Linked DNA regions of Mus musculus: region 1 is linked to region 2. A link is a loop called in an ENCODE intact Hi-C map of the cell type or tissue named here. Cell type or tissue: heart. All regions are shown on one strand. Each heading gives the region's core, and the rest is flanking DNA. Links, peaks and the distances in the headings are about the cores only.

Region 1 (11,749 bases), core at 2,015-10,014, 51 kb after region 2:
CATGTATGTCTGTGTACTACATGCATGCTTGGTGGCCACAAACGCCAGCAGGGGCCATTGGATGCCCTGGCACTGATGGTAGTTTGCTGCTCTGTTTGCTCTGGGATTCGAACCCTGATCCACTGCTAGAGCTGCTAGTGCTCTTAACTACTGAGCCATCTCATCACATCACTAATCTTGAAACAACCAAATCTTGCATGTTTGAAATTTTAAAGCATTCCTTTTTGATCAAACCACACATTTTCCCAGTCTTTCTACTCCTATTTTGCTCTGGATCTTCATTGTAAACCGGACTAAAACATGCCAGTAACAACGGTGTTACAGTATGAATGCTATGCTATTTTGAAATTTACTTTACTAAATTATTTTAAAATTTAGCCTCACTTACAGTCTCAGAACACATTCACAGATTCTTTCAGAGTATAACATACATGACCTCTGGTCTCATTTCTTTTCTTTTTTAAAAAAAATTTTTATTTATTTTATTTTTTATTTTTTCTGGCCCTGCTTGCTCCAGCCCCGCTGGCTCTGGCCTTATTTTATTTATTTTTGCTCTCTTCAGACACCAGAAGAGGGCATCGGATCCCATAACAGATGGTTGTGAGCTACAATGTGGTTGCTGGGAACTGAACTCAGGACCCCTAGAAGAGCAGCCGGTGCTCTTAACCACTGAGCCATCGCTCTAGCCCCCTCTGGTCTCATTTCTAACAGTATCCTTTCCATCTGGATCTTGTCAGTACAGCTTACTGCTCACATTTTAGTAGCATCTTGTCTTCTGACTGTTCACTGGAAGTGAGTTCTAACTGAAGCACCAAAGGCTTTTGCTAGTTTGCTTCTCCAGACTTCCTTATACCAATCCCTTCCAGAGGCTTAACCACCTTGTAGTATCATCGATGTAATGGCCCTGGTTATGTGGTACCAATTTCTTATAGTAGTCACATCTGTGTCACTGTGGTGAAGTACCTGACATGAACAACTTATAAGGGTAAGGGGCTTGTTCTGGCTCAGGCGATCAGTCTGGTCATTTAGCTCATGTTTCTATGTCTGGAATGAGGCAGAGCATCTTAGTGGTAGGAACATTTGCTGAGGCCATTTATTTCATGATGGAAGGGGGGGAGGCAAGACAGGGAATGAAAGGAGAAATACAGAAACAGAGCACAGCAAGAATAGCCTGGAGGACACAATCCCAAGTGACTTACCTCTTCCATTTTACAACCTGCAAATAATTCCATTATAAATGATTCTTTGGTCAAAGTCCTCAGGATCCAGTCACTTTCCCCAGAGCCCATCAGGTTGCAAACAAACCCCTAATGCATAAGACTACGTGGAAGCTATTATATTCTAATCATAACATTAGGTGGAAAAGTCAGGCTCTCTAGAGGAACAGAACCTATAAAATAAATATCTAGTACAAGAGGAATTATTCGATTGGCTTATATGATATGGGTTAGGCTGGACAAACAGTGGCTGTCTTCACACAGGAGATATAATAACTTAGTCCCTTCTCAGTTCATGAGGCTGGAGCCCCAGTCTGCTACTGGATTATAGATGTCTGCCATGACTGGTGACTTTTTTTTAAAACCAAAAAGCTTTCTTATTCCTGGGATCAGAATTTATTGTATCCCCATGACTTTCTTGTATTAAAGAGACTGATCAGGTTGAGTTTTATATGAGTTTTCTATTTATAAACACTTCCGATTTTGAATGGCTCTGCTCTGATCTGAACAGGAACGAGTTCAAAAGACCTTTCCTCATCCTATTGATAAATGGGCAATTGCTGATGCACAATCTGCTATAGAGAAACGAAAACGAAGAAATCCTCTCTTACTACCTGTGGACAAAATCCATCCTTCCTTGAAGGTAATAAAAGATTAGACACTGGTGGAATTCTTCATAATAAGTAATATTTTTATAATATTAATATATATAGTATTAATGGTCTGTTTGTATTTGTGTTATGTACATTGTAATATGTATATGAATTAAAATGAGGAGAGGGGTGTGTGTCAGTGATATGCTTTGCATGAGTGATACCCTGGGATACCCTAGCTTGCTATCCAGTCACCTCCAAAGAAAAGAACCAAGTAAAAATAAAAATACTCTAATGAAATCCATGGCTCATTTCCTCTCTCCACCCCCCCCTCTTTCTCTCTCCCTCTTTCTGTCTCTCTCTCTCTCCCTCTTCCTCTCCCTCTTCCCCCCTCTCTCCCTCTCCTCAATCTCTCTGCTTGCTCATGTATACATGCGCGCGCGCACACACACACACACACACACACACACACACACACAGTTAGTAACAGCAATATTATACCTTGTGGAATTTTCAATTTTCAATGACAACTACCTCTTACCGATTCCAATGTGGTAGACCCTGATTCTCAGTTTTGTTATTAAGAAAGTGTAATATCAGATGGCACTGAGTGTTTTAAAATTAACCTGTATACATTGGAAAAAGACACTAGAAAATAATCTAGAGAATATGCTTGCTGCGTATAGCTTTGAAATGCTTTTGGTAGAAATTTCAGTAGCCTCCCTCATACTAGTTTGTTTATTGTTCCTGAGATAAACACCACAACCAGAAAATAACTTGGCGAGAACAGGACTTATGTCAGCAAATGCGTTACAGTCCATTATTGAGAGAAGCCAGGGCAGGAGCCGCAAGCAAGAAGTGTGCTGCTCACTGCCTTGTTCTCCATGGCTTCCTTAGCCCCACCCCCTTTTAAATACAACCTAGAACTATCTGCCCAGGGATAGCTGGGTTAGGCTCCTTTGTGTCAATCATTAATAAAGAAAATAGTCCACAGACTTGCCTACAGCCTACCTGGTCGAGGCATTCTTCTTGGTTGAGGTTCCCTCTTCCTATACCTCCTATTGAGCTGACGGACTAAGCAGCGCCAACACACACATAAACACACACACCCAGCCCCACCCACCTGCCCGTCCGCACTGGACACACACACAGAGACACTCATGCAAAGGAGACCACAGAGATTAAAAGATAATGCTTAGTGAAATGTCCTTTGTTTGTATAAGTATGTTTTCTGATTTTGTCTTTTTATGGTGTGTGTGTGTGTGTATGTGTGTGTGTGTGTGTGTGTGTATGTATGTATGTGTGTGATGCCTTTGTAAAAATTCTGTTTCTTATTTTGTTTGTCTGTTTGTTTCCTAAACAGCAAGAGAAAGAGGGCTTAGGTGGGATGGGTGGGAGGATGAGGGAGAGTAAACCTCACAACCAGAGCTCAAGATTTCCTGTTAGAATCACTGGTTAATGTTTGATGAAAGGCTCCATTATTACATTAGATCTTCTCCTTTTCCCCTTCTCTTCTCCCTCCACCTCCTCTTCTTCTTGGTAAGATAAAAAATACTAGGATCAGCTGTCACTTTTATGTCCTACGGCAGTGGTTCTCAACCTTCCTAACACTGTGTCCCTGTGTTCCTCATATTATGGTGACCCCCCCATCCTAAAATTATTGTTGTTGCTACTTCATAACTGTAATTTTGCTATTGTTAGGAATTGTAGTGCAAATATCTGCTCTCTGATGGTCTTAGGAGATCCTATGGAAGAATCGTTTGACCACCCCCCCCCTCAAAGGGTCACAGCACAGGTTAAGAACCACTGTCCTTTGACAGCCATATATTGAGATATTCTGCTTTTAAATGTTTATGAGTAAAAATGTCAGAAGAATTTTTCTTTCAGTGCTACAGTGCAATCTTAGGCCTTGCTTTCGTCAGGCAAGGGCTTCACAGTGAGGCCCCTGAGCTCTTAAGCAGGGTTTCAAGCATTTGACTGATCCTTCACAACACTTTTGTTTTGGAATTGAATTCTTACTTTTTTTTAAACAGGAAGTTTTGGGGTATAAAGTGGACTACCATGTGTCCCTCTACATTGTGGCTGTATTGGAGTATATCTCAGCAGATATTTTGAAATTGGCTGGTAATTATGTTTTTAATATCCGGCATTATGAAATATCTCAGCAAGACATTAAAGTGTCCATGTGTGCAGATAAGGTAAGTGTTAAAAAGTAGTGACTCTATATGCCATTAGTTTTTCTTTTCTTTTTCTTTTTTCTTTTTTCAAGACAGGATTTCTCTGTGTAGCCCTGGCTGTCCTGGAACTCACTTTATAGACCAGGCTGCCCTGGCTGTCCTGGAACTCACTTTGTAGACCAGGCTGGCCTCAAACTCAGAAATCCGCCTGCCTCTGCCTCCTGAGTGCTGGGATTAAAGGCGTGCGACACCACCCCGGCTTAGTTTTTCTCTTAAAATTAGCGGTGATGAAGGTAGTTTCTTTTTTTAAGGTTATCAGGACTTTTATATTTTAAATTCCCACATTTCACATAGAGTAAAAGCTAGTACTAGAAACATGATATAAATAGTCCCTTCTGTGGTCTAGGAATCAGAACCAGGGCTCTGCATGTGCCTGACAGGCGCTTTGCCACTGAGCTCTGCCTTCGGTTTCTTTACATTTATCCATGCTATTTATTTGGGAATTGTTTTTACACACGCACACAGTGCACCTGTGGAAGCTGGTGACACCTCTCAGGCATCCTGTCTCCATCCACCAGGGATCAGGGGACCAGGCTTGGTAACACACATCTTTACTTGCTCAGGCATCTCCCTTGCTCTGCTTATTTGAGACACATTTCACTGAGTAGCCCAGCTTGGCCTTGAACTCACTGTATAGCTGAGACCACCCTTAAAATCCTTCTGATTTAGGCTCTAATATGCTACAACCATCAGCACGCACCATCAGCATGCACCATCAGCATGCACCATCAGCATGCACCATCAGCATGCACCATCAGCACGCACCATCACACTGGGCCTCAGGTTTTCAGTACATGAAGAAACTAGCTTATTGCTTTTTTTTTTTTAATGGAGGGCTCCCTTTCTTTCTTCTCCTTTTTGTTTTTAAGGATTATTTATGTATATGTATGTATATAAGTACACTGTAGCTGACTTCAGACATACCAGAAGAGGGCACCTGATCACTTTACAGATGGTTGTGAGCCACCATGTGGGTGCTGGGAGTTGAACTCAGGACCTCTGGAAGAACAGTCAGTGTTCCTAACCACTGAGCCATCTCTCCAGCCCCAGTTATTGCTTTTTGTTTTAAAGCCATTGTCTCAGTATGCATCCCCAGCAGGCCTGAAACTTGTTTCGTAGGCCAGGCTGATCTTGAATTCATAGAAGTTCCCCTGCCTTTGCCTCCCAGTTATTGGGCTTGAAGGGGTGTATATTCATGCCATGCAGTATATTAGTAACTTTTGTAATTCCTGATGCTGGAAGACAGAAAATTACTGGTTTTGCAGAATCTGGAATTTCTAGAGTTGAGCATCATGGCAGGGAGGAGAGTTCTCCGTTTCCATCAGGAGGCTTTGTATACAGGAGGGTTGAGGTGTCGGGATCTATCCAATCAGTTGGTGAAAGGTAGTTTTAAGTAATGTTTATTTTATTCAGTTATTTCCCTTTCCTGCTTTTTAATGACAGGGTATCACTATATAACTCAGGCTGCCTAGTCTGGTGTCAGTCATGAGCTCCTCCTGCCTCTGGAGGGCTGGGATTTCTAGACATGAGCCATTACACATGCCCGAGTCTTTTATTTTTACAAAGGGAACACACAGAGCTGTTTCTGGAGTTTTAAGTATTAGTAACTTTGAAGACCATGCTTTGCTATCTTAAGACAGTTTGGTAGGACCTGGGCACCGCTCAGAACAAAGCTCCTGCCCTCTGATTACTCTGTTGCCGTTCTTCTGATTACAGAGTCATCCTTCCTGTTCCTAAGGGCTGCTTGAGGAACAGGCAGTCTTCCGTTCCTCCTTCCTCTTCCTTCCCTTGCTCTTTGTCCTCCTCCTATTTCTCATCTTCTGAGCACCGTTGGAAGAGCTTGGTCCTGAACAAGGGAAGCACAGCACTGGGGAAGATAGCAGAAGCCCCCATGTTAAGGGTGTGTGTGCTAGTGGGAGATGGAATGTCGCAGACAAGGAACTCAGGACAGTGTGACGTAAACAGTGTACCAGTGGATCCAGGGTACAGAGGCAGTAATCAGCACCTGGCCCAGTACACACTGGGGGTTGTCAGCCTTGGCTGCACGTGAGACTCACTAGGAAGTTTTAGAGAACACTGGTGTTTGCAGAGCTTTAAATAGCCTGAGTTAGACTCCCAAGCTGCAGTATTATTTGGAAAAACTATTTTTTTAACTGTAGTTGAGATCTATTACTCTGTAATTTAAAAACTGAGTTTTTCCACTTTCATTTCATTGTAGAAATTTGTCATTTTTATATTGACTTCTAAGATCAAGCTTACATACTTTTTATTACTTTGAAAGTGACTTAAGCTGATAGAAAAGGTAGAAGAATAGTATGAAGTACCCCATCGCATTCTGAGTGATTTTGAGAGTAAAGTACAGCTGACAGGAACAGTCCCTGAGGGATGGTAGTGACTGACTACCACATGGCCGCTCCTTGATGTTACCTGCCCTCAGTGACAGTTTGAGTTTAACTTTTTCCGTCCGTTGTCACCCTGCTTACTCCAGGTGGCAGACATCTGAATTCCTTAGGACTTTTCTAACTGAGATACTCTTTGGTTTTGATTTCTTCAACTCATGCTATAGATTTAAACATTTATCAGCATAACTCAAATTTAACCACAGAAATTTTCATATTGTTTCTAAAGTTATCACAATCAAGATACTTTAAAAAATCAAATTCTCGAATTCATTTTAGTTATCCTATCCAGCTTTTGAAAGTATAGATAAGTTTGAGAAACTTAAATTGCCCAATAAAAATATCTAAAAAGATTAAGATTTTGTTTGTTTGGTTGGTTTTGGTTTTTCGAGACAGGGTTTCTCTGTGTAGCCCTGGCTGTTCCTGGAACTCACTTTGTAGACCAGGCTGGCCTCGAACTCAGAGATCCGCCTGCCTCTGCCTCCCAAGTGCTGGGATTAAAGGCATGAGCCACCATTGTCTGGCTAAAGAATAGGATTTTAAACAAATTAAAGACTTCCATCTAGGTTTAAAACATACCACTTTTCTTGTTTTACCTTGTGTCCACTTCAAGAGCAGGATGTACTTAAAGAGCCAGCCAAAAACTGGGTATGATGGTGCACACCTGTAATATGAGCACTCAGGGGCCATAGACAGGAGGATTGCTGCAAGTAAGGACAACCTATTGTCCACAGCCAGGTCTCAGCTAACTTCAGGCTGAGTGTTAGTACTCTGTTTCAGAATGATAAAACAGCAGCAACCCCGAGAACCCACAAAAGGGAGGTGGTAGCTGTTGCAGGCTCACTTGCAACTGCTCATTTCTACTCTGGTAGCAAAAATAGCTATAAACAAATGAGCATGGGCTGTGTGCCAGTAAACTTCATGAAAATAGAGAGTGGGCAGGATTTGGCATGTATACTGTAGTTTGCTGATCCCGGTTTCAGACTTCCTTTTCACAGTCTCTTGTTTGTCACAAGAGACAGTCATGTGCTTAGCTAAACATGCAAATAACTGTATTTGTGATTCTGGTGATGGGAATGAGTTAATGAGAGTATTTGACACGGAATGATCTATAAATCTAAATGGGTTCCAAGAGCTCATAGACCATATGTTTAATAACCATTCGAGAAATCCGTTGATTTCTAAAGATGTTTAATTTTCTAGACAAAAAAAAGAGAACATATTTTTTACATTTAAAAATAAAAGTCGTATTTGACTGTTACAAAGTGTTCTGCACATCAGATTACTGAGAACAATCCCATCTCAGTAGTAACGGTCACTACTGAGGAAAGGGTTTATACCCTGAGAGCGGAACGTATGCTAAGGGAGATTGCTGCTTCCCATGGGAGAGAGGGAGGGTGCTTCTCTGGGGAAGTTTAACTTGTTAGCCTAATGGTAGGAATTGGGTTATCTGTCTTTTCCTTGCATGGTAATATTGTGTCTGTTTCAGTGCCCCCCTCCTCCCTCCCTCCCTCTCTCTCTATCATCCATCCATCCATCCATCCATCCATCCATCCATCCATCCATCCATCCATCACTTGTTTGTTTGTAATACTAGGAATTGAGCCAGCACACACTAAGCAAGCTCTGCAGCAGAGTCACATCGCTAGTCCTTTTTCTTTTATTTTGATAGAAGGTTTAACTGAAATTCCCAAGATAGCTTCATGTTTGTCTTGGAAATCGCTGAGTTGTAGGATTGTTGTCATGCCCAGCTTGACTTTGCTTATTTGTTCTTGTTTTGAACATGACTTCAGAAATGCTTTGTGTTGTGCAGGATTGTTTGTTTATTTGGGTTTTTTTGTTTTTTGTTTTGTTTTGTTTTGTTTTGTTTTGTTTTGAGACAGGGTTTCTTTCCTGGCTATTCTGGAACTCACTTCATAGTTCTGGTTGGCCTAGAACTCAGACATCTGCCTGCATGCCTTCCAAGTGCTGGGATCAAAGGCATGCGCCTTCATTGCTTAGCTATTGTGCTGTGTTTTTAGCTCCTGCAGTCATTGGGCCTTTAGAATAGTTTGTAACATTTGCACATATACAAACCCTTTAAGCAAACACTTTTTTTGTGTGTGCATGTTTTTAAATCCTTAGACAGCTATTGTCTAATTAGGGAAGACATGAACAGAAATATCAGTGTAAATAGTGCAGTTCTGTGGTGCAAGCAAGCCTTCACGGTGAGCCCACATCAGTCTTTCTTCTTTTTACATTGATCCTTTCAAGGATAGTTTTTGTAACATTAACAGAAATCTGAGAAAAGGAATAATATAACACAATACCAAACTCCTGGGTTTAAATGTTAAAGGGGTCAGGCAGGTATTGCATAGAAGATAGGAGATTGCTAGTAAGCAGTGGGAGTCAGGGAGGCTCTGAAATCTGTGTGAGGTTTTCATTTGCACTAAGTGATGCAGAGATGAGTGGGGATTGACTGTGTGAGGAAGATAGTTTAGACAGGAATACGGGGAAGTGAGCAGACTGAGGAGGACGTATGAGTTAAGTGGCAGCAGGACTGGGGAGTGATACGAAGGTATTGGCAAGTTGGTGATAGTAAGTTGAAAGCAGTGACAAATTTTACAGATCTCACTCACATTAAAAAATCTAGACTTCAGACTTTTTTCAAAAAGAAAATACTTGGTATTGAACAGTAAACTTTGATTTTTGGTGTATGTGCCTTCCAGTTTGCCCTGAGCTTTGTTGTTTCTTATATAAGAAACACTACACAGCACCTGCCTGACCCCTTTAACATTTAAACTTAGGAGTTAAGGATTGTGCTATATCATGTTAGTCCTTCTCAGTTTTCTGTTAATGTTACAAAACACCGTCCTTGAAAAGATGAATGTAAAGAGAAGAAAGGCTGATGTGGACCCCGTCATTGCTTGCGTGCATCTGGTACTTTGGACTGTGGTCAGAGAACAAGGCAAAGTGAGCTGCTTGCTGTATGGTGTCCAGGACACAAAATGAGAGAGCAGAGTGTGAGGTCCAGTACCCACGTCTGCCATACTCTGCCAGTGATTTATCCCCACAAGACCCTGCCTCTCAAAGAGTCCATACTTCCCAGCAGTTCATGGCTAGGGACCAGGTCTATAACACACGGCCTTTGGGAGCCACACCATTTGTTTTGAAGGGTTATGAATATTTATCCTGTATGTATGTAAGTACAGGTAGTGCCCACAGAAGTCAGAGAGTATTAGATCTCTCAAGTAGCAAAGCACAACAAAACCAGATGGAAAAACTAAGCTGAAACAAAAAGCAGTATAGCAATGGAGGTGAGTGGGGAGAACTAAGAAGCTGTAAACGCTCCTGAGTGACACCCATCAAGGGCAAGAAGGTGGGTTCTTTATTTATTGCTGTAATTCACCAAGAGTTGGTGCAGTTCTGGTGACAGGCAGACATTTTACTGAATGAATGAATATTATCTTTAATTATCATAATTTTCTCTCATCTAACAGGACTTTCTTTTCAAGGATATACCTTTCTTCTTTCCACCTGAACTCTTAAAATAATAAAATTGTTTAGTGTTTTTATATGTAATTCATGTGAAGGTCGGAGAACAACCTGTGAGGTTGGCTCTCTTCTTCCCCCATGTGAGTTCTGGAGACCAGACTCATTGTCAGGCTTGGCCACCAGCAGCCTGCTGAGCTATCTTGACAGCTCTTTTCCCTTTTTAAAAAAAACAAAATATATTTATTTTTATGTGTGTGAGTATTTTACCTGCTTGTATGTATGTGCTTGGTACCTGCAAAGCTCAAAAGATGGCTTTAGATTCCCTAGAACTGCACCTTGATCGTTTGCACCTCGAACCCTATCAGGAGCCCCAGCTCCTCCCTCCCATTCCTTCAGGTGTCCCCAATGTGTCCCCTTCCCCACTCATATCTTTCCTGAACCCTTTTTTTTTTAAATTAGGTATTTTCCTCATTTACATTTTCAATGCTATCCCAAAAGTTCCCCCATACCCTCCCCCTACTCCCCTACCCACCCATTCCCACTTTTTGGCCCTGGTGTTCCCCTGTACTGGGACATATAAAGTTTGCAAGTCCAATAGGTCTCTCTTTCCAGTGATAGCCGACTAGGTCATCTTTTGATACATATGCAGCTATGATACATATGTCCACACTTTGGTCTTCGTTCTTCTTGAGTTTCATGTGTTTTGCAAGTTGTATCTTATATCTTGGGTATTCTAAGTTTCTGGGCTAATATCCACTTATCAGTGAGTACCTATCATTTAAGTTCTTTTGTGATTGGGTTACCTTACTCAGGATAATGCCCTCCAGGTCCATCCATTTGCCTAGGAATTTCATAAATTCATTCTTTTTAATAGCTGAGTAGTACTCCATTGTGTAAATGTACCACATTTTTTGTATCCATTCCTCTGTTGAGGGGCATCTGGGTTCTTTCCAGCTTCTGGCTATTATAAATAAGGCTGCTATGAACATAGTGGAGCATGTTTCTTTCTTACTAGTTGGAACATCCTGAACCCTTTTTTAAAATTAACATGTATATGTGTATGTATATGTATATGTATATGTATATGTATATGTATACCTACATCAGTTTCTGTGCACCATGTGTAGACAGGGACCCAGAGTGGCTAAAGGCATCCTTTGGAGCTGGTGTCACAGGGGTTGTGAGCTACTTGGTGTTGGCGCTAGGAACTAGACCTGGGTCCTCTGCAAAAACAGTAAGCATTCCTAACCACCAAGCCTTTTTGTTTTTCTTTTTGTTTTGTTGAGACAGGGTTTCTCTGTGTAGCCCTGGCTGTCCTGGAATTCACTCTGTAGACCAGGCTGGCCTCGAACTCAGAAATCCACCTGTCTCTGTCTCCCAAGTGCTGGGATTAAAGGCATGTGCCACCACTGCCTAGCCTACCAAGCCATTTTATAACCCTTTCCTGAACTTTCAGCAATACGTTTCAATCAGTTTTAAATATATAATTAACTAGGTCCAAATTAAAAAAAAAAAAAAACTATTGAAGTATATAGTCACCTTGTTGCCATTGCTTTTGGTTTATGAATGGTCTTGCTTATTGGCTGACACTTGCACACATGTGCACAGGTGTGCATACAAATACATATGCACAAAGTAATAATGACCAGAAAATGTTTGTTTAGTACACATATGATTTTCATAGGAAGTCTTTGTGATGCAGTATTGCATGAGAGTGCTGTGCCTTAGAAAGCTCCACACTGTCATAGGCCACCTGCCTTTATAATGAGCCTTCCTTTTTCCTCACTACAACCAACTGCTTACTGCCTTTTTTTGGGGGAGGGGGGTAA
Region 2 (11,749 bases), core at 2,133-10,132:
TTGGGTTTGGGTTTTGAAACAGGGGTCTCTCTTTGTAGGACTAGCCAGGCTGGAGCTTCCTATGTGACCAGGTCCTCCTGCCTCTGCCTCTCAAATGCTGGATTAAAGGCATGCAGTTCTATGCCCTGTCCTAAGAGGTTCAACTTGCACTTCTCTGATGATTCTGGGGTCAAGCTCCTTTCTCATTACCCGTTGGTAATGTATGCATGTGTTTGAAAGGAGTGACTATTCAGGTCCTTTCCCCAGTTTTGTTTGTCTTGTTCTAGGTTTTCTCTGTGTTGCCCTGGCTGTCCTGGAACTAGCTCTGTAGACCAGGCTGGCCTTGAACTCATAACGATCCACCTGCCCCTGCTTCTCAAGTGCTGGGATTAAAGGTGCACGCATGCCTCTACTGCCCAGTTGAAATCGGATCCCTTACTTTCTGGCCGTTGAGTTCTTGAGTTCCTTTTATGTATTCGGGATTGACCCTTGTCGGGTGGATGGCTTGCTCTAGCTTTGCCTTTGCTGTGCAGGAACCTTGAGTCTGGTGTAGTCCACTTGTTCGTTTTTGCTTCTTTTACTCGTGTCTGTGGTGACCCTTCTACAAAAACCGTCACCAGTGCCAGTACCAGGGAGCACCTTCCATATTCTGTAGTCACAGGTTTTACATTTAAATCTTGACTCCATTTCAAAAAATTTCTTTGATTGTCTGAGATAAGATCTTGCTTGCTAAGTGGCCCTAACTGGTCTGGGGTTTGGGGTGTGTTGTAATTCAAGCTGGCCTTGAACTCCCTTCTGTTTCAGCCACTCAAGTTCTGGTATTGTAGGGATTTACCACTATGTGTAGCTTCAAATTCATTTTTGTACGTTTTATAAAAGAGGGTCCAGTTTTGCTGATAGTTACATTGAATTTGCTCTTTCAGAAAAAAAAAATATGTATTTATCCTTATTTTTTAGCATCTGTTTTCTCCCCTTTGACCTATTTATTCCTTTATACAAGCATATGTGCGTGTGCATGTGTGTGTGGGTAGCCTAGGTTAGCCAGGGCTATACAGTAAGAATGCCTGCCACCCCCAGTCCCTGGAAAAGTATCTCAGCATATATGGACTATATAATGGGATTCAGTGTGTTGTTTCCATACGTGCATATAGTTTGTTGATTAAACCCAAACTTCCTTTACCCATCTTCTATATTGCAACCTCTGTTAATTCCTCATTCAGTTGTAGTGTTTTGGGTTTTTCTTTTTTTTTTTTTTTTTTTTGGTGGTGCACACACACACTTTATTTATTTATTTATTACATGTAAGTACACTGTAGCTGTCTTCAGACGCACCAGAAGAGGGCATCAGATCTCATTATGGGTGGTTGTGAGCCACCATGTGGTTGCTGGGATTTGAACTTCAGACCTTCGGAAGAGCAGTCAGGTACTCTTACCCACTTAGCCATCTCACCAGCCCCCGTGTTTTGGGTTTTAAGGTTTCACCCACAGACAAGGGCTGCCACATTTTCTTTCTCATGTTTAGAAACTAACCATGCGTCTTTATTTTGTTCCAGGGAAAGGAGATTCGGTGTCGATATGTTGTCACATGTGCTGGTCTTTACTCTGACCGTATTTCAGAGTTGAGTGGCTGCAATCCTGACCCTCAAATTGTCCCATTCCGGGGAGATTACCTGGTCTTAAAGCCAGAAAAGGGCTACCTTGTAAAAGGAAATATTTATCCGGTAAGTAATGATCCTTCTGTCTTCTCACTATCAAGTTAGTCGGAGCCACAAAGGAAATGAAAATAAAAAATGTTTACCTGCTTTAGAAAGGGTTTCAGGGCTGTGTGCGTCATAATATCATCTGCCTGCTGTGGGTCTGTTCCCAAAGCCGCCTTCTGCTCTGTGGGTCACATGTCTCTGAAAGCACGAGTACACCCTGGAGTACAAGAACCAGCTCCTCCCTCCCCTGTGGGAGAGCAGCAGGAATACTGATGCCTTCAGTGCACTGGGAACAGGGGGCTATGGCTGCTCCAGTTCCAGGAGGTAAAAGTTGGGGGTGTGTATATGGAGCGCGCGCTCTCCTGCCTGCGGTTACCCTGCTGATGAGCCAGTCCCTGGGAGAATGGGAGGCTCCACTGGTGACTGACTTGTCTGCTGCTGCTCACTTCCCCGAGGCCTAGGCTGGAGATGTGTACATTTCTTCCCGGCAGCCATGAATTGCCTGCCAGTCACAGACCTCTCTTATAGGAGAAAGAGCCAAGATTATGACAGTTCATCTTTTCTCCCTTTCCCAGAAAGATGGATAAGTGGAACAATATATATTAATGTCACTAGCATTTAAAAACAGGATGTGTGTTAATAGAGAATCCTCCCTGAATACAGCTCGTGACGCGTTCAAATGTGTGGGAGGAGCTCTCTTACGTCACCAGTTAGATGCTTGTGTGCGCAGTACACGGGAACGTGAACTGTGCTAACCGTTCATCGTTGTGTTGAGTCTGCAGGTCCCAGACAGCCGGTTTCCTTTCCTTGGAGTTCACTTTACGCCCAGGTTGGATGGCACTATTTGGCTAGGGCCTAATGCAGTGCTTGCCTTTAAACGGGAAGGTTACAGACCCTTTGACTTCGATGCCAGAGATGTTATGGAAGTAATTCTCAAAAGGTAATAATGTCTGTCACCTTTAAGAAGATTTTATGTACTTGGTTTTTTTTTTAACTCCAGAAGTTTTTGATATTCTGATAGACTAAACCTTCATTTATGTGACTGTTATTGTTTATTATTCCCAATTAAGATCTTTCTGTAATAAGCATAAACTTGATTATTTGGTTTTGATGCTAAGGATTGAAGGCAGAACCTTGTACATACCAGCAAGAGGGTTTTTCCAAGTGTAATGCTTTACTGCCTCACAAAAGATTTTGATGAACCAGGGTAATAACGTCTTAGCTAAAAGGAAAGTAAGGCCAAAGTCATTCATAAATAAAAGTAGTTTCTTGTCCTAGGCAGTGGAGGCACACACCTTTAATCCCAGCACTTGGGAGGCAGAGGCAGACAGATTTCTGAGTTCAAGGCCAGCCTGGTCTACAAAGTGAGTTCCAGGACAGTCAGGGTTACACAGAGAAACCCTGTATCAAAAAACAAAAATAAAATAAAATAAAATCTGGTAGTTCATATCTTAAATGTTACTAAAAGACCAGAAACAACTTTGAAAAGACCATTTCAAGCTAGTCACCATTGTTTTGTAAGCTGTTAGATAAAATTTACTAATGAAATGGCACATACACTTGTGTGTGTGTGTGTGTGTGTGTGTGTGTGTGTGTGTGTATCTAAGGTTGATACCATATAGACTTATGACACTGTTCTAAGAAATAGCCTTATATTTGGGTTTTCCTGTGTGCATGCACATGTGTGTGGGTGTGCCACATGCATGTGTATGTGTAGGCCATAGTTTGATGTCAAGTGTGTTGTGCTTTATAAATGGCGGTATAATGCAGTGGGAGGGAGCATCTCAGTGGGCCTGGCCAGGGTGCTGCCCTGAGGAGTCACTGCCATACCATAGTTCAGTACAAAGGGAAGGTTATTGGAGGAAGGGAAAGGGCCTGGTTAAAAGGGGGTGGGGGGAGACAGAGACAGGAAGAGTGGGGTTTGGCTTGTACCTGGCAGGTTGGGCAAGGCCTAGGGGAGTTGCCAACCAGGTGAGGCCTAGGGGAGTTGCCAACCAGGTGTCTTCCTCAGTCATTATCCTCCTTATTTTGTTTTGGAGACACACTCAACTAGGAGCTCATTGATTCATCTAGACCAGCTGGCCAGCAAGCCCCAGGGGGCTATTTCTCCTTCACCTTCTTGAGTATGCTTGGCAAACACATAGTTACCAAATGCGCTTTCTCCCAGCCCGCTGGTCTGTTTAGCAGTCTTTCTCTTCAGAAGAGTTTATATACAACCAGTGGAAAGCATTTTAAATTATGTATGGGCTTTACCCTCTGCAGGCTCTTAACAGAGGATTAGGTTGACCTTCTTAGCATGTGTACAGAATCTCACTTAAGAACTACTACTAGAATATTGTGCCTCTGCCAGACTAAACTAGGGTAAGTGTCGCACTGTTTTAAAGACGCCTCTTTAGTGTATTGAAAGCATTAGAAAGCCTGAACACTAGCAAGACTACCATTCTGAAGTCGAGTTCCTTATAAATTTTGAATATGAGTGAATTCCTCTCCTTATATTAGCCAAAAGTTTCTTTACTATGTAACTTTTTCTAAAACGTATAGATATTTTATAGTAATAAAAGATTCCTCTATCTCAAGGGTGTTTTTTTTCTTTCCTTCATTCTTAGCGGCTTCATTAACCTGGTGTTCCAGCATTTCTCTTATGGAGTTAATGAAATGTATAAAGCCTGTTTTCTCAGTGAAACAGTGAAGCATCTTCAAAAGTTCATTCCTGAAATCACCATCAGCGATGTCCTTCGGTAAGGCAATGTGAGAGGGAGGCCTGGCTGGTGATAGCCCTCGCTCAGATGGCACAGCCTCAGAATCTTTGCTCTCTTTTTCCCAAGAGGCTAGCATCCCTCTTGCACTACTGTATCATAGCCTTTAGTTCTTCAGACTCATCTGTCCATTTTGTTGGTTTTGTTTTTGAGACAGGGTTTCTCTGTGTGCCACTTTGACTGAGTCTTTTTTATATTATTATTATATGTAAGTACACTATAGCTGTCATCAGACACTCCAGAAGAGGGCATCAGATCTCCTTACGGATGGTTGTGAGCCACCATGTGGTTGCTGGGATTTGAGTTGCTGGGATTTGAACTCAGGCCCTTCGGAAGAGCAGTCAGTGCTCTTGACCACTGAGCCATCTCACCAGCCCTTGACTGAGTCTTAAAAACCCTTTAGACACATACTTGCCTTTCGTCTTCTCAACTTAAAAATTTTTAATTTTATTTTTAATTGTGTATGTCTGTGGAGAGGTGTGGTCTCATGTGCACATGAACCCGGAGGCATTGGAGCCCATGGAACTGGAACTACAGGAGTTGTAAGCTGCCCATAGTGGGTGCTGGGAATCAAACTCACTCACGCAGATTCGGGCGGGGCACGCTCTGCATCACTGGGATCCGCCCACTACTTGTGCTTCTGTCCACTTGGACTCTGCTTGTAGGATAGAAGTAGGATGTAGCCCGGCTATAGTTGTTCTAAATCCTTGCTCAGGGGTGTCAGGAAAGCTTTGTTGGTGTTTTCTTCTTGGAATTAGAGACTTTCTGGACTTGCTGTGTAGATTCTTCTGAACTCATCAAGCCTATGTGTTTGTCCTCCCTGGGGATATTTTTAGTGTCCGTGCCAGTTGTCAGACCTAATCCACGGTGTATTCGAGGTGCTCATACTGTAGCATCCCCCTCCACAGTGCTGTAGAGCAGCTGTTGAAACTAGCCTGGTGTAATATGTCCGTGAGCTCCACTCTGTATTAGCAGAGCGACAGTCATGTCAGCTGTTTCCCTTAAGGGGCTGGCAGGGGGAGATCTTCTCTAAATCTGTCTCTGTGTCATTCTGAGGCCATTCTGATGGACTCCTTGGAGGGACTGTTAAGTACCCAGTTCACGTTTCCTTTCTCATCTCTCCCACTCTCCTTCTGAAATGGAAGGGGTAAAAATATTGAGGCATTGTTTTCTTGTGCTTACTTATAAACAAAGTCTTTTATTTTCTCTGGTTTACAGTTGTAGACTTAGAATGTCTTAAATCTGAAAACAGGCTGGTTAAATCAGGTGGCTGGGCATGTGGGATTTTGTATCAAAACTGTGGCAGGGAGTTCACTACCTATATTCATTACCACAGTTTGATAGAAGTCTGAGGCAAACCTGTTTGCAGGTGCATGTGGAGACAGTCAACTCAATCACAGAGGAGTTCCCCTTTAGAGACACAGATGCTGATATGGCTAGTTTAGTGACCCTATTTGTTCCTTCTCTTGATTTCTTCTGGTTCCTCCAGCTGGTAAATTCAGGAATTACTAAAAACAAGGAATATATATTTGATATCATTTGTATGAGTTGAAAAACAAGCCAAATATCACACATTATTTGTAGATCACTGTGAAAATAAAAAGCAGTCATAAAACTAATAAATACCTGACTCAGAAAAGTGGCTGCCTCTGGGAACGGAAGATCAGAATCTGCAAATACCACATAGATTTCTTTCTGCTTTTTAATTGATTTTTTATTTATTTTATTTTTATTATCTCCGGTTTTCATTAGAGTATATCTTGTTAATTAATATCTTATTAAATGCCTGAAATATTTAATGATGAGATCAATAGAGCTTTTCACAGCTTGAAGCCTCAGTCCTGCCTGTCTTATTTGTCATGCAACCCAGTATTGTGTCATAAGCATAAATGTTAGATAGTGCAGTCTAACAGGCCATACATCCAAGCAGTCCTGAGTTAGATCCGCAGTGCTGCAAAGGAGCAAGCTGATGGAAGCCACGCGTGAGAGAGGTATTACTCTAAAACTGTGCCGAGAGCATCAGGAGCTACCGAAGGTCATGCATCTACATTCTTATTGTTCAGCAAAGCATTGTGAACAACAATTTGTGGTGCATTAGACTGGAATGTGAAGTTGTTATCTGTCAGATACATGCATGAGCTGTACAAGATACGTGATTGTCACTAAGGCCTTTATGTTAATTCTAAGCGCCTCTCACTCTTTTCTGAGTCACGTGTTACACTGTTAGCACTGTAAGGAAGTAAAAAGATGAAGTCATATAGGCAATGATCCCCCACTTCTCGTGTATTGTTTTGTTAAATGTCTTATTAAGTGATTCAAAAATAACATTTCCAGGAATGGAAGCTATACTATGTTATAAAATGCAAAAGCAAGATAGCAAGATACCTCTGTAACTTGGTGCCGTTGGCGTTTGTATTGGATAGTTGTTTGCTGTGAGGCCTGGCTAGCTTATTGCAGGTTATTTACTAATACCCATGGACTTTACCCATCCACCCATTTGTAACAATCCAAAATGTCTCCAGATATTGCCGCTATCCTCTAGGGGGCAGGATTTCCCTAGGTTGAGAACCACTAGTCTAGTGAATTAGGTAAATGTCACACTACAAAATTAAAGAGAAAATGTAAGAAACTTTTTTTTCCCCCTGAGACAGGGTTTCTCTGTATATCACTGACTGTCCCGGAACTCACTCTGTAGACCAGGCTGGCCTCGGACTCAGAAATCTGCCTGCCTCTGCATCCTAAGTGCTGGGATTAAAGGCATGCGCCACCACTGCCCAGCCATTTAGTTCATTTTTTTAACAATTTCATACAAGCATACTGTACATTTTGATGATTTTCTCCCCTCACTACTCCCTGCCCCCGTCCCTGTCTGTAAATTAGAGAGTAAAAAGTTAAAGCCAGTTTGGTTGATATAGGCTGAATATTGTCAATACTAAGTGTGTACTACTTTATTAATAATCATAGTTTTCATACACATTGGCATGAAATGGTGTCTTCAGGGGTGTGCCTTAAATCGTTGGAAAAACCTGAGTGTTGAGTGGGATTTCCTCAGATAAAACAAGAATGGTTATGTTTGTATAATTGTTGAAAACTTTGTGAGAGGCAGGTGGATTTCTGAGTTCGAGGACAGCCTGGTCTACAGAGTGAGTTCCAGGACAGCCAGGGCTATACAGAACTACACAGAGAAACCCTGTCTTGGGGGTGGGGGGGAGAAAAGTTTGTCATACAAAATGATAATAGTAATTCATATACAGAAGTTCTTTGTGCTTTTATACATTTTTAAAAAAAAAGTTCTCCTCAGAATACCTGATGAATCAAATGAAAACCCTGTACAGAGGGACGCCCTTAGACACACTTATCCCTGGGGTTTCCTCACATAAAGCCCTCTGAATCAGATGAGAATCCTCGGATACTGTACAGAATTGGAAATTTAACAACTAAAGTATATCCCTTCTGCCCCCAGTCTAGACTGCTGGTATTCTGTCATCTCTCACAGGACATTTATAGGATCTCACAATGTTCTCGTCCCTAACACTGGGCATATAGAGTGCTTGCCCAGTACATACAAGGTACAGGATTCCATACCCAGCACCTACCAGAAAATAAGGAGAGATGAGCCTAGATAACAATGATATTCTCTCATAATGCATTTTTGTTAAAGATTAGGAAGGAAAATAACTGCTCCTTCAGGTCTGGAAATTAGGCTGGAATTGTTTCCCTTCTCCATAGCAGCACTCCAAGTTACACATGTTCACTCGGTATTACACATTTAGATTGGCAGTAGTCCCAACATGAGCTTTATACATACTTGGCTATCCTATTTAGGGCCAGCCAAAGATGTCAGTTACAAGTTTTCATAGCTTTTATATAATTGAGTCCACAGTTCTTAGTTTGTGAAATCATTCTTTTAGTTTTGCTTAAAAAATTGTTAAAAATATAGTGCATAGCTTATTGACTGTCTATGAACTGTAACACTCAAGTCTAGACATGGAGGAGAAGTAGGTGTTGTACAAGACATTGTCTGCCCTTGAGGCAGGTTTGGTTTATGTTTTCTAAGGTTTCATTTTCCAGTGCTGACCTCAGGCTGAAGTCTTCTGAAAGGAAAGGCTGCACTTGCAGTACTATGTAGGAGAGAGCAGAGGCTTCCGAAGATGCTGAGGCCAAAACAAGAGGCATTTGTTAGCTTGGACATTCCATGCTGGTGTTAACTATAGTCGGGTCTTAAGAAAAGCATAGAGGTTTATTTTTAGTTTGAGTTACAGATTTTGGACACTTAGGCCCAAGGTATTGAGAAATAACTTATCTTTATGTGGGAGAAAACTGTAGATATATTCCTTGCTGTGGTTAATCAGCATTAACTCCAGCAGGCTTAGCAGTAATGAGGAATATGCAGTTGGAAGCTCTGTACTGAGGCAAGTGACTTTACACAGAGGACTGAGCACCAATGACTGTCCCCTGGAAGACACAAGGACAGGACAGCAAGGCTCACTGGCACTCTGACCAGCAGCTGCACTCTTTGCTGAGAGAATCAAGGAGTGCCACTGATGAGTTCATAAGCTGTACAGATTGCAAACAAGGACCCCACGTTAGTATGTGTCTTTGTCCTCACAAGTGTCCGTTTCAGTGCCATTTTTCCTGTGCTCCGCTGCTGTCTCTGAGGCTCATCGGGAATCCTCCCGGCCCCAGAGTTGATCATTCACCTTCACGTGCACTTTCTTACACTTGTAGTTCAGTGCTTCCAGACGGTCCTCAGTCTCTTTGTGTTCCTCTGAGGTTACTTATGCACCACACCAGCCCCTCGGCAGTTGTAAGGAGAGGAGATGATCCAGTACGTGAAGTGCTTGGTCAGTAGTGGCTGATTTTGTCCTTGTCCTTGTTGAGCCAGGCTGAGTTCTAAGGACTGTGTTATCATGTTTCTCTTTGTATCCTCAGGCTTTTATGGGGGTTGCTCCAGAATTAACAGAAACTGTTCATGACTGCCTGGCTTCCTTGTGTCTTAATGATGCACAGATAGGTTTGGTTTTTTTGTTTTTCATGCTATGCTTTGGAATGTGAACACTTTTAAAGGAGATTATTTTGGATTCTAAACACATTTAATTCAAATTTCCTCTGTAATTTTTTTAAGTCTTATTTATTAAGTTATTTATTATAAGTTCACTCTAGCTGTTCAGACGCACCAGAAGAGGGCATTAGATCTCATTATGGGTGGTTGTGAGCCACCATGTGGTTGCTGGGATTTGTACTCCGGACCTTCGGAAGAGCAGTCAGTGCCTTTACCCGCTGAGCCATCTCTCCAGCCCTTCATCTGTAATTTTTAACTACTTTATAAGACAGCAGAATTCTAAATCTAAAAAAAAAAAAAAAAATCCTTCCTGTGGTTATAAAGCAGAATGTTGGACACGGTACCCCACACCTGTAATCCCAGCTCTCAGGGTGTAGAGTAGGATCAGGAGGTTCAGTGCTGAGAGTGCTCCCTCCCACTCTGTAGCTGACCATGTGACCATGACCAACCACAGTCAGTCCCCCAAATGCCTGTGAACTTGGATAGGTACTGGAAGATGCTGATCTGTGAGAATTCTGAGGAATACCTGTGTGGCCTCCAGGTCAGCTCGGCGGATTTGCCAAAGCCAGACAAAGAGATCGCGCAGAAAGGCAACCGTATGACCATCCCCACACTAAGCACTTTTGGGATCTACATCACGGACTTCCGGTTGGGAAGGAGTTTGGGGAGGATCTGACAGACAGTGTGTGGCCATAGTGTGCAGGGGCGGGGATAAGCTCCAGCGCGCCCAGCCCAGCGGGGTGAGAAGGGCTCATGTGGCAGACCCAGTGGACCAAGAGGAATGAGCAGCCCCGGGCCAGGAAGCGCTGGGCTATGGTCTGCAAGCAAGTGTTCACGTGCGCCTGAGTACCAGAGCAGCGAATCGGAGGGAAAAGTGTCAAAGAGCCTGTGATCAGGATTCCTCCTCTGCCCAGCAAGGGACAGGAACCATCAGCTACCTGTCACTTCACCTCATCCCTTTTCCTTTTCTTAAGCCTACCCCAGTATAAGTGAAAAATTTTAAAGTGAATTTTAAAAGGGCTCGAAGTCATCCTTGGCTGCACATGGACTTCAAGAGCAGCCTGTGTTGCATGAGACCCTCTCTTTAAAAAAAAAAAAATTAAAAAATAAAATAAAGCTGGCCGAGTGATGGAGTCTAAGCACTCAGGAGGCAGAGGCAGGTGAACTCTGTGAGTTTGAGGCCAGCCTGGTCTACAGAGAGAGTTCCAGGTCTACAGAGTGACAGCCAGGGCTACATAGTTAGACCCTGGCTCAAACCAAAATGAAAAACAAACAAACAAACAAACAAACAAAAAAATCAGAACTTGAGTTGACTCACTACAATATTAACATGTTGCTCAATTAATTTTTTTATACTTGCCATCTTTTTATAATTAATTGGAGGTTTTCCTTATATTGGAGGTTAAGCTATTAAATTAAAAATTCCAACTTAGAGTGTACTAGGTTTTTTTTCCATAAATTTTAATAATAGTTTATCAAAACATAATTTAAAAAAACAGCACCCTAGTTGGAGTGTGCAGCTGGGACCAGCTCCTACCCACTGCTTTGTGAAAAGTCTGCTGTGGCCACTGATTGAATTCTAGAGTAAGCTTATGATCTTAAATAAAGACATCTATTCCAATTAAATGTGAATTTGCCTGCTACTTTTGGGAAGAAGAGCTATTTACAAGTAATGAATTGCTTGGATATCTATGTGGCAGGATTTGTTACACTGTTACTGAATAGCCATTCTGCTCGAGCTAAGGCTCTGAGTTGGCCAGAGTGTCCTCCACAGCCTCTTGCTAAACATGACTTAAGTGCGCTTCCACAGAACTGCATTTAGGATCAAGACTTGGTTGCCTTACGAATATGTTGAAAGCTTGTAGGCATCTTGGCTCAGGTGCTTATCACGTTATTTTTGCTTTTGCAGAGGTCCTGCTGGAGTACGGGCCCAGGCCCTGGACAGAGATGGAAATCTGGTAGAGGATTTTGTGTTTGACGGAGGGACTGGCGAGATTGCAGACCGCGTCCTTCATGTGAGAAATGCGCCTTCGCCTGCTGCCACTTCCTCCCTGGCAATTTCTAGAATGATAGCAGAGGAAGCACAGCAAAGGTTTAAGTTATGAGTGGCAGAGGGAACTGTGCTTGCATTACAGTCCCCACGTCAGCAACAAGGGTCTACCGGCTGCATTTTAAAATTAGAATTTAAGAAAACAATTTGAAAACCATGCCTTTAAGGCTAAAATAAACATTGACTTATTAACAGGATATAG

What was found. A loop is a pair of places that touch in the nucleus more often than their neighbours do. Peaks named below come from ENCODE experiments on the same cell type or tissue, not always from the same donor. Only the 100,000 strongest peaks of a DNase experiment are listed, where the experiment ranks them.
Region 1: a loop joins it to region 2, with 2.5 times the contacts of the local background. A loop is called at or near these places in 9 of 42 quality-filtered maps.

The regions. Positions count from the first base shown.
Region 1 is chr12:69,640,711-69,652,459 of GRCm38, reverse strand. Sos2 (SOS Ras/Rho guanine nucleotide exchange factor 2) reads left to right here. Exons shown (of 23, transcript NM_001135559.1): 3 at 1,729-1,860; 4 at 3,844-4,008. Among named protein-coding and RNA genes, the nearest start is that of Gm31679, 21 kb to the right of the region's middle. In heart, for the core only: no CTCF peak of the experiment used is centred there; a DNase peak (open chromatin) is centred at 6,049.
Region 2 is chr12:69,692,154-69,703,902 of GRCm38, reverse strand. L2hgdh (L-2-hydroxyglutarate dehydrogenase) reads left to right here. Exons shown (of 10, transcript NM_145443.2): 7 at 1,533-1,700; 8 at 2,462-2,619; 9 at 4,286-4,417; 10 at 11,407-11,749. The coding sequence ends at 11,602. Among named protein-coding and RNA genes, the nearest start is that of Sos2, 16 kb to the right of the region's middle. In heart, for the core only: a CTCF peak has its summit at 6,966 (motif pointing right); no DNase peak of the experiment used is centred there; H3K4me3 peaks cover 71 bases.